Linked DNA regions of Homo sapiens: all the other regions are linked to region 2. A link is a loop called in an ENCODE intact Hi-C map of the cell type or tissue named here. Cell type or tissue: OCI-LY7. All regions are shown on one strand.

Region 1 (2,500 bases), 190 kb before region 2:
TTTATCCTCACAATGGTCAGAAGCTCCGGGGCCTTTTGGAACAGAAGCAGACAGCCAAAGGCACTGAGAAGGACTGCGTTTCTCTGGGGACATCCTCAGGCTGGGATCCTCCCTCTGGCCTGAATCTCATGTAAGAAGATCTGGCCCGCGGTACTCACAGGAGTGGAGTTTGAAGAGAAGCTTGACAGTGTAGTCATAAAGGTGGCTGCAGTCCAAGATGACCTGGATCAGCGGGGCGAGGCGGCACTGCCCTGCTGCCGTCACGGACACAGAGCGGGACATGTCCAGGGAGTTGAATACTAGGAAATAAAAGTGAGGGAGAAAGGTGGTAGAGCCAGGGGATTACAGGCAGCCTCTTCAGAGGGGCAGAGGCAGGGGTCCAACATACACCAAGGACCGATTCTGTGCGTGCTTTACCTCATCTAATTCATTTAACCTTCACAACACTCCCATGAGATAGGTAAACGTATCCCCATTAAACAGGTGAAGAAACAGAAGGTTAGTAACTTGAAGGCTCTCACAAAGTCAGGAAGTGGTTTTGTTAGCCGAGCATGGTGGCGCATGCCTGTAATCCCAGCTACTCAGGAGGCTGAGGCAGGAGAATCGCTTGAACCCGAGAGGCAGAGGTTGCAGTGAGCCAAGATCATGCTATTGCACTCCAGCAACAGAGCAAAACTCAGTCTCGAAAAAAAAAAAGTGGTTTTGGCAGGGTGTGGTGGCTCACGCCTGTAATCCCAGCACTTTAGGAGGCTGAGGCGGGTGGATCGCCTGAGGTCAGGAGTTCGAGACCAGCCTCTCCAACATGGGAAAACCCTGTCTCTACTAAAAATACAAAAATTAGCTGGGCATGGTGGCACATGCCTGTAATCCCAGCTACTCGGGAGGCTGAGGCAGGAGAATCACTTGAACCCAGGAGGCAGAGGTTGCAGTGAGCCGAGATTGCACCACTGCACTCCAGCCTGGGTGACAAGAGTAAGACACCATCTCAAAAAAAAAAAAAAAAAAGTGGTTTTGTTGAGAGGTGGTGAGTTAACAGACTTGTTGGAGAGCCCAAGAGCTGATGGGGCCAATGATGGTTAGACCAGGAGCCTTTGCTCTTGAGAGTCAGAATATTCAGTGCATCATGACTGGGTGAACTAAGCGCTACTCTGTGCAGAGACCCCTGATAGCTCAGGGAAGAAGAGATTTGCTCATAACCTGGGAGAGCTCCTACCATGGCGGACATGGAGGAGGAGCCTCATCTTCATTTTTTTCCTCTTTACGAGACTGGGTCTCAGCCAGGTGCAGTGGCTCACGCCTGTAATCCCAGCACTTTGTGAGGCCGAGGTGGGGGGACTGCCTGAGCCTGAGTTTGAGACCAGCCTGAGCAACATGGCAAAACCTTATCTCTACTGAAAATACAAAAATTAGCCAGGCGTGATGGCTCACGCCTGTAATCCCAGCTACTTGGGAAGCTGAGGCAGGAGAATCGCTTGAACCCAGGAGGTGGAGGCTGCAGTGAGCCAAGATCCCACCACTGCACTCCAGCCTGGGCGACAGAGTGAGACTCTGTTTCATAAATAAATAAAACAAAACAAGCCAGGCACAGTGGCTCATGCCTGTAATCCCAGCACTTTGGGAGGCCGAGGCGGGTGGATCGCCTGAGGTCAGTAGTTCGAGACCAGCCTGGCCAACATGGCAAAACCCTGTCTCTACTAAAATACAAAAATTAGCTGGGTGTGGTGGCGTGTGCCTGTAAACCCAGCTACTTGGGAGGCTGAGGCAGGAGAATCGCTTGAGCCTGGAAGGTGGAGGTTGCAGTGAGCTGAGACGGTGCCACTGCACTCCAGCCTGGGTGACAGAGTGAGACTCCATCTCAAAAGAAACCAAACCAAAACAAAACAATACAAAACAAGAAAAATAAGAAAAAGGACTTGGGAGAAGGAAGATATGTCAGGGTTCAGGGCTGAAACTTGGGGCACCTGTCAACAAAAATAGAAGTCTTGCCTCCACCCTCTTGAGTTTCAGAGACAAAGTTGCTCCCTCAATTTCTCACGCTGGGGCTCCCTCCACACTAACCTCCTGCCCCCCATCCTAGACCAAGCAACTGGCCGTCTGGCTGCAGACACTCAGCTCACACCACTGGCCAGGCTGATTTTCTTTCTTGCACTGGCCACCCACTGCCTCTGCAGACTCTGCACGCGGCGGGCAATGAAATGACTCTCCCCGCGGTCCCTCTGTGAGTGGAACTGGCCCAGAGGGAAGCCTAGCACTGCCTGTATTCCGCTTCCCGACTGCACTAATCCCTGGTAACTGGGTTAGTCTGGCAGCTGAAAAAAAAAAAAATCCCGAACTGTTCTAATTAAAAGGCAGCTTTTCTTCTTGACACAAATTAAAAGCAGCTGTCACTGCAAGGCAGCCATCCCCAAGTCTACCGGCTTCCTCAGGCTCCAACTGGCAGGAACCACGGGCTGTTCCATTTCCCTGCCTGGCCCCGATTCCTGATACCTTCCAGGAATGC
Region 2 (2,500 bases):
CTCGGCCTCCCAAAGTGCTGGGATTACAGGCGTGAGCCATTGCACCTGGGCTATTGTTCACATCTTTATGTCCCTGTGTGTTCAGTGCTTAGTTCCCACTTGTAAGGGACAGCATGCTATATTTGGTTTTCTGGTTCTGTGTTGATTCACTTAGGATAATGGCCTCCAGCTGCATCCATGTTACTGCAAAGGACATGATTTCATTCTTTTTATGGCTGCATAGTATTCCTTGGTGTATATGTACCCCACTTTCTTTATCCAGTCCACTGTTGATGTGCACCTAGGTTGGGACACTATGAATGTCTTCTTCCTCTTTTTTTTTTTTTTCTTGAGATGGAGTTTCACTCTTGTCATCCAGGCTGGTGTGCAATGGTGCAATCTCAGCTCACTGCAACCTCTGCCTCCTGGGTTCAAGCAATTCTTTTGCCTCAGCCTCCCAAGTAGCTGGGATTACAGGCATGCGCCACCATGCCCGGCTAATTTTTTTGTATTTAGTAAAGACGAGGTGTCACCATACTGGTCAGGCTGCTCTCGAACTCCTGACCTCAGGTGATCTGCCTGCCTCAGCCTCCCAAAGTGCTGGGATTACAAGCGTGAGCCACCGCGCCAGCCACTGTGAATGTCTTCAATTTCTCCCTCCTCATTTCGTGAAACTGAAGCCCAAGGAGATAGTGTCTCCCGTCAAACTCTCAGGTGTGTTATCTTGTAGGGGATCTTAATTGCTTTGTGTGTATTTCATTGCTCTCCAATGAAATGTACCCTCTGAAGATTGAGCTCAGTCTTCCTTCACTTTTGTCTCTTCCCTGCCCGCCTCCCAAAGAGATTGCACATGACTCTAGATTTCAAGTAGATCCTTGGTAAAGACTCACAGAATAGACTTTTCTGTAAATCTGCCAGTTGTCAACAGTGCAGTGGTAGGAAACTTTAAAAGATGGTAGGAGACTGTTCCCATCTGCTGGTAAACTTGTAGAACTACAGCTAGAAGTCCCTCTTCTTTATAGAGCTCTCAACCAGGAATTTGTCTTGCAAGCTTGGATGTCTGGATCTCTTCCCCTAGGTACTCTGCTCTGATTCAGAGTTGAGCCTGGGCAAAGGGTGTCTGGCAGTATTTGTATTTGGTGGCATATTACACAGATGTTTCCCAAGTCTTTCATTTGTGCAAGATAGAATTAATCCCTGAGGCCTGGGTGGTGTGGCTCACATCTGTTATCCCAGCACTTTGGGAGTCTGAGTGAGCACTTTTGGGGCTCACTTGAGGCTAGAAGTTTGAGACCAGCCTGGGCAACATAAGACCTTGTCTCTATAATTTTTTTTTTTTTTTTTGAGACGCAGTCTCACTCCGTCGCCTGGCCTGGAGTGCAGCCGTGTGATCTCAACTCACTGCAACCTCCACCTCCCAGATTCAAGCGATTCTCCCGCCTCAGCCTCCCGAGTAACTGGGATTACAGGCAGGTGCCACCACACCTGGCTAATTTTTGCATTTTTAGTAGAAACGGGTTTCATCATGTTGGCCAGTATGGTCTTGAACCCCTGGCCTCAAGTGATCTGCCAGCTTCCACCTCCCAAAGTGCTGGGATTATAGGGATGAGCCACTGGGCCCGGCCCCAAAAATTTTTTTTGTAATTATAATAATACTTAAAAAAAAAAAAAAAAAACAGGCTCTCGCTCTGTCACCCAGCTTGGAGTGCAGTGGTGCAATCTCTGCTGATTGCACCCTCCAACTTCCCGGGCTCAGATGATCCTCGCACTTCAGCCTCCCAAAGTGCTAGGATTACAGGTGTGATCCACTGCACCAGGCTTCATAATACTAATTTATTATTATTATTATTTGAGACAGAGTCTCATTCTGTCACCCTGGCTGGAGTGCAGTGGTACAATCTCAGCTCACTGAAACCTCCAACTTCCTGGTTCAAGCAATTCTCTTGCCTCAGCCTCCCGAGTAGCTGGGATTACAGGGACGTGCCACCATGCCCAGCTAATTTTTGTATTTTTAGTAGAGACAGGGTTTCACCATATTGGCCAGGCTGGTCTCGAACTCCTGACCTCGTGATCTGCCCACCTTGGCCTCCCAAAGTGCTGGGATTACAGGCATGAGCCACCACGCTCGGCCAATAATATTTTTTTTAACTAAAAAAATGAATTAATCCCCAAACGCAGGAGGCTTCAGTCTGGTAGCAGAGCTAAGAACATCAATCACCATATTACAATTGTATAAAAGCGCTGTACACGGGAAACAAAAGGTGCCAGAGGCCAGAGACAGCCACTGCTGTTTGGGGACATGACAAAAATCACCGAGGCCTTCTGAAAAACGTGACCCTGACATTCTTTTCTTTTTTCTTTTTTTTTTTTTTTGAGATGGAGCCTCTCTCTGTTGCCCAGGCTAGAGTGCAGTGGTGCGATCTCGGCTCACTGCAACCTCTGCCTCCCAGGTTCAAACAATTCTCCTGTCTCAGCCTCCTAAGTAGCTGGGACTACAGGTGCTCGCTACCATACCCAGATA
Region 3 (2,500 bases), 690 kb before region 2:
GTAGCTGGAATTACAGGCGCCCACCACCACGCCCGGCTAATTTTGTTTTGTATTTTTAGTAGAGACGGGGCTCCACCCTATTGGCCAGGCTGGTCTCGAACTCCTGAACTCAGGTGATCCACCCGCCTCGGCCTCCCAAAGTGCTGGGATTACAGGCATGAGCCACCGTGCCCGGCCTATTTATTCATTTATTTACTCATTTTTTAGAGACAGAATTTGGCTGCACTTGAGTTGATAAATCTGAGACATATATTGATAAAGGACAATTATGTAAATATTATAAATATAGTTAATATTAATAGTTAATATAGGGAATATTTATATATTTACGAAATGCATACACAGTTCAGCTGGGTGGAGTGGCTCATGCCTATAATCCCAGCACTTTGGGAGGCTAAGGCAGGAGGACTGCTTGAGCCCAGGAGTTCGAGACCAGCCTGGGCAACATAACAAGACCTTGTCTGTATACAAAATTTAAGAATTAGCCTGGCATGTTGGAGCCCACCTGTGGTCCCAGCTACTTGGGAGACTGAGGTGGGAGGATTCTTGAGCCTGGGAGGTCGAGGCTGTAGTGAGCTGCATTTGCACCACTGCACTCCGGCCTGGGTGACAGAACAAACCCTGTCTCAAAAAAAAAAAAAAAAAGAAAGAAAGAAAAGAAAAATTTTGAACTGAACTTTCATAAGCAGGACTGTCCTTTTATCTGAGTTTGTGTCCTTTCTAGTTTTTTGGTTTTCAACATCTGATTTTTTTGTTTTTTCAAAGTCTGGCTTTTTCATCAAGGCTGGAGTGCAGTGGCACAGTCTCGGCTCACTACAACCTCCGCCTCCTGGGTTCTAAGTGATTCTCCTACCTCAGCCTCCCAAATAGCTAGGATTACAGGCACCCACCACAATGCCTGGCTAATTTTTGTATTTTTAGTAGAGACGGGGTTTCACTATATTGGCCCGGCTGGTCTCGAACTCCTGACCTCAGGTGATCCACCTCCTGACCTCAGGTGATCCACCTCCTGACCTCAGGTGATCCACCTGCCTTGGCCTCTGTAAGTGCTGGAATTACAGGCGTGAGCCATCCCACCTGGCTCAACGTCTGGTCTTTTACAAACTCATAATGACAATAGGATAGTAGGTTTTAAAATTTTTTTTACTTGTCAATATTTTAATAACCCTATGTGAGTTTCTCAAATTTCTAAAACATTTTACTATTAGGGGATATCCAAAGGACACAAGCCTTGGTTTAGTATTTTGAAGATAAAAGGACAAACTGCAATGTGAACCGCAGCCACGGGGTGGCAATACTTACCCACCAATTCTGTCTCCTATGAAAGGCTAAAACATCCTAAACGTCTATTTGGCCAATAAAGAGCTGGATTTGTAGCCACAACTGGGCTTTTCTATTTTGCTATCAAAACTTGGTTGGTTTTGTAGACTGCTTCTGTGCTAGAAAATACTTACTTTTCTGGCTTGGCGTGGTGGCTCACGCCTGTAATCCCAGCACTTTGGGAGGTCGAGGCAGGTAGATCACCTGAGGTCAGGAGTTCAAGACAAGCCTGGCCAACATGGTGAAATGCTATCTCTACTAAAAATACAAAAAAAAAATTAGCCGGTCGTGGTGGCAGGTGCCTTTAATCCTAGGTACACAGGAGGCTGAGGCATGAGAAATGCTTGAACCCAGGAGACAGAGGTTGCAGTGAGCCCAGATTGCGCCACTGCTCTCCAGCCTGGGCGACAGAGAGAGACTCTGGCTCAAAAACAAACAAACAAACAAACAAACATGAAAAAAACTTGGCTGGTTTTGTAGACTGGTTCTATGCTAGAAAATACTTACATTTCTGTCCAAATTTTTGCTTGGAAAAGATGGTACTACTGTCAAACTATCAGCTATCTCAGAGTATCCAAATGTCTGCTAACGTTAGCCAAGCTAATTTCTTCACCACCTATGATGACATTTTCCTGTACACATTCTAATTATTTTGACGTTTGATGTAGCTGAAATTCTCTAGTCTGGGAAAGAGTGAACTTAACTAACCTTACATTTGTTTGTTTGTCTGTTTTTGAGACAGAGTCTCACTCTGTTGCCAGGCTGGAGTGCGGTGGCAGGATCTTGGCTTACTGCAACTTCCTCCTCCCGGATTCAAGCAATTCTCCTGCCTCAGCCTCCCGAGTAGCTAGGATTACAGTGACCTGCCACCACGACCGGCTAATTTTTGTATTTTTAGTAGAGTCGGGGTTTCACCATGTTGGCCAGGGTAGTCTTGAACTCTTGACCTCAAGTGATCTACCCGCCTTGGCCTCCCAAAGTGCTGGGATAACAGGCATGAGCCACGGTGCCCAGACTAAACTTACATGTTTTTATTTGTATTATTATTAACTTTAATTATACAATTAATGTATCATGCAGTTCCTTGTTAAAAAATAATAATAAATCGGCCGGGAGCAGTGGCTTATGTCTGTAATCCCAACACTCTGGGAGGCTGAGGCGGGCAGATCACCCTACATCA

Evidence for each region. Peaks named below come from ENCODE experiments on the same cell type or tissue, not always from the same donor. Only the 100,000 strongest peaks of a DNase experiment are listed, where the experiment ranks them.
Region 1: a loop joins it to region 2, with 2.7 times the contacts of the local background. A loop is called at or near these places in 4 of 110 quality-filtered maps.
Region 3: it touches region 2 in a loop (5-fold over the local background); 9 of 110 quality-filtered maps call a loop at or near these places.

What each region holds. Positions count from the first base shown.
Region 1 is chr7:75,573,603-75,576,102 of GRCh38, forward strand. HIP1 (huntingtin interacting protein 1) reads right to left here. Exons shown (of 31, transcript NM_005338.7): 8 at 159-299. Among named protein-coding and RNA genes, the nearest start is that of SPDYE5, 83 kb to the left of the region's middle. In OCI-LY7, no CTCF peak of the experiment used is centred here; no DNase peak of the experiment used is centred here.
Region 2 is chr7:75,761,681-75,764,180 of GRCh38, forward strand. No RefSeq gene overlaps it. Among named protein-coding and RNA genes, the nearest start is that of CCL26, 9.3 kb to the right of the region's middle. In OCI-LY7, CTCF peaks have their summits at 948 (motif pointing left) and 1,148; a DNase peak (open chromatin) is centred at 951; H3K27ac peaks cover 293 bases.
Region 3 is chr7:75,076,463-75,078,962 of GRCh38, forward strand. No RefSeq gene overlaps it. Among named protein-coding and RNA genes, the nearest start is that of RCC1L, 3.9 kb to the left of the region's middle. In OCI-LY7, a CTCF peak has its summit at 1,273 (motif pointing right); no DNase peak of the experiment used is centred here.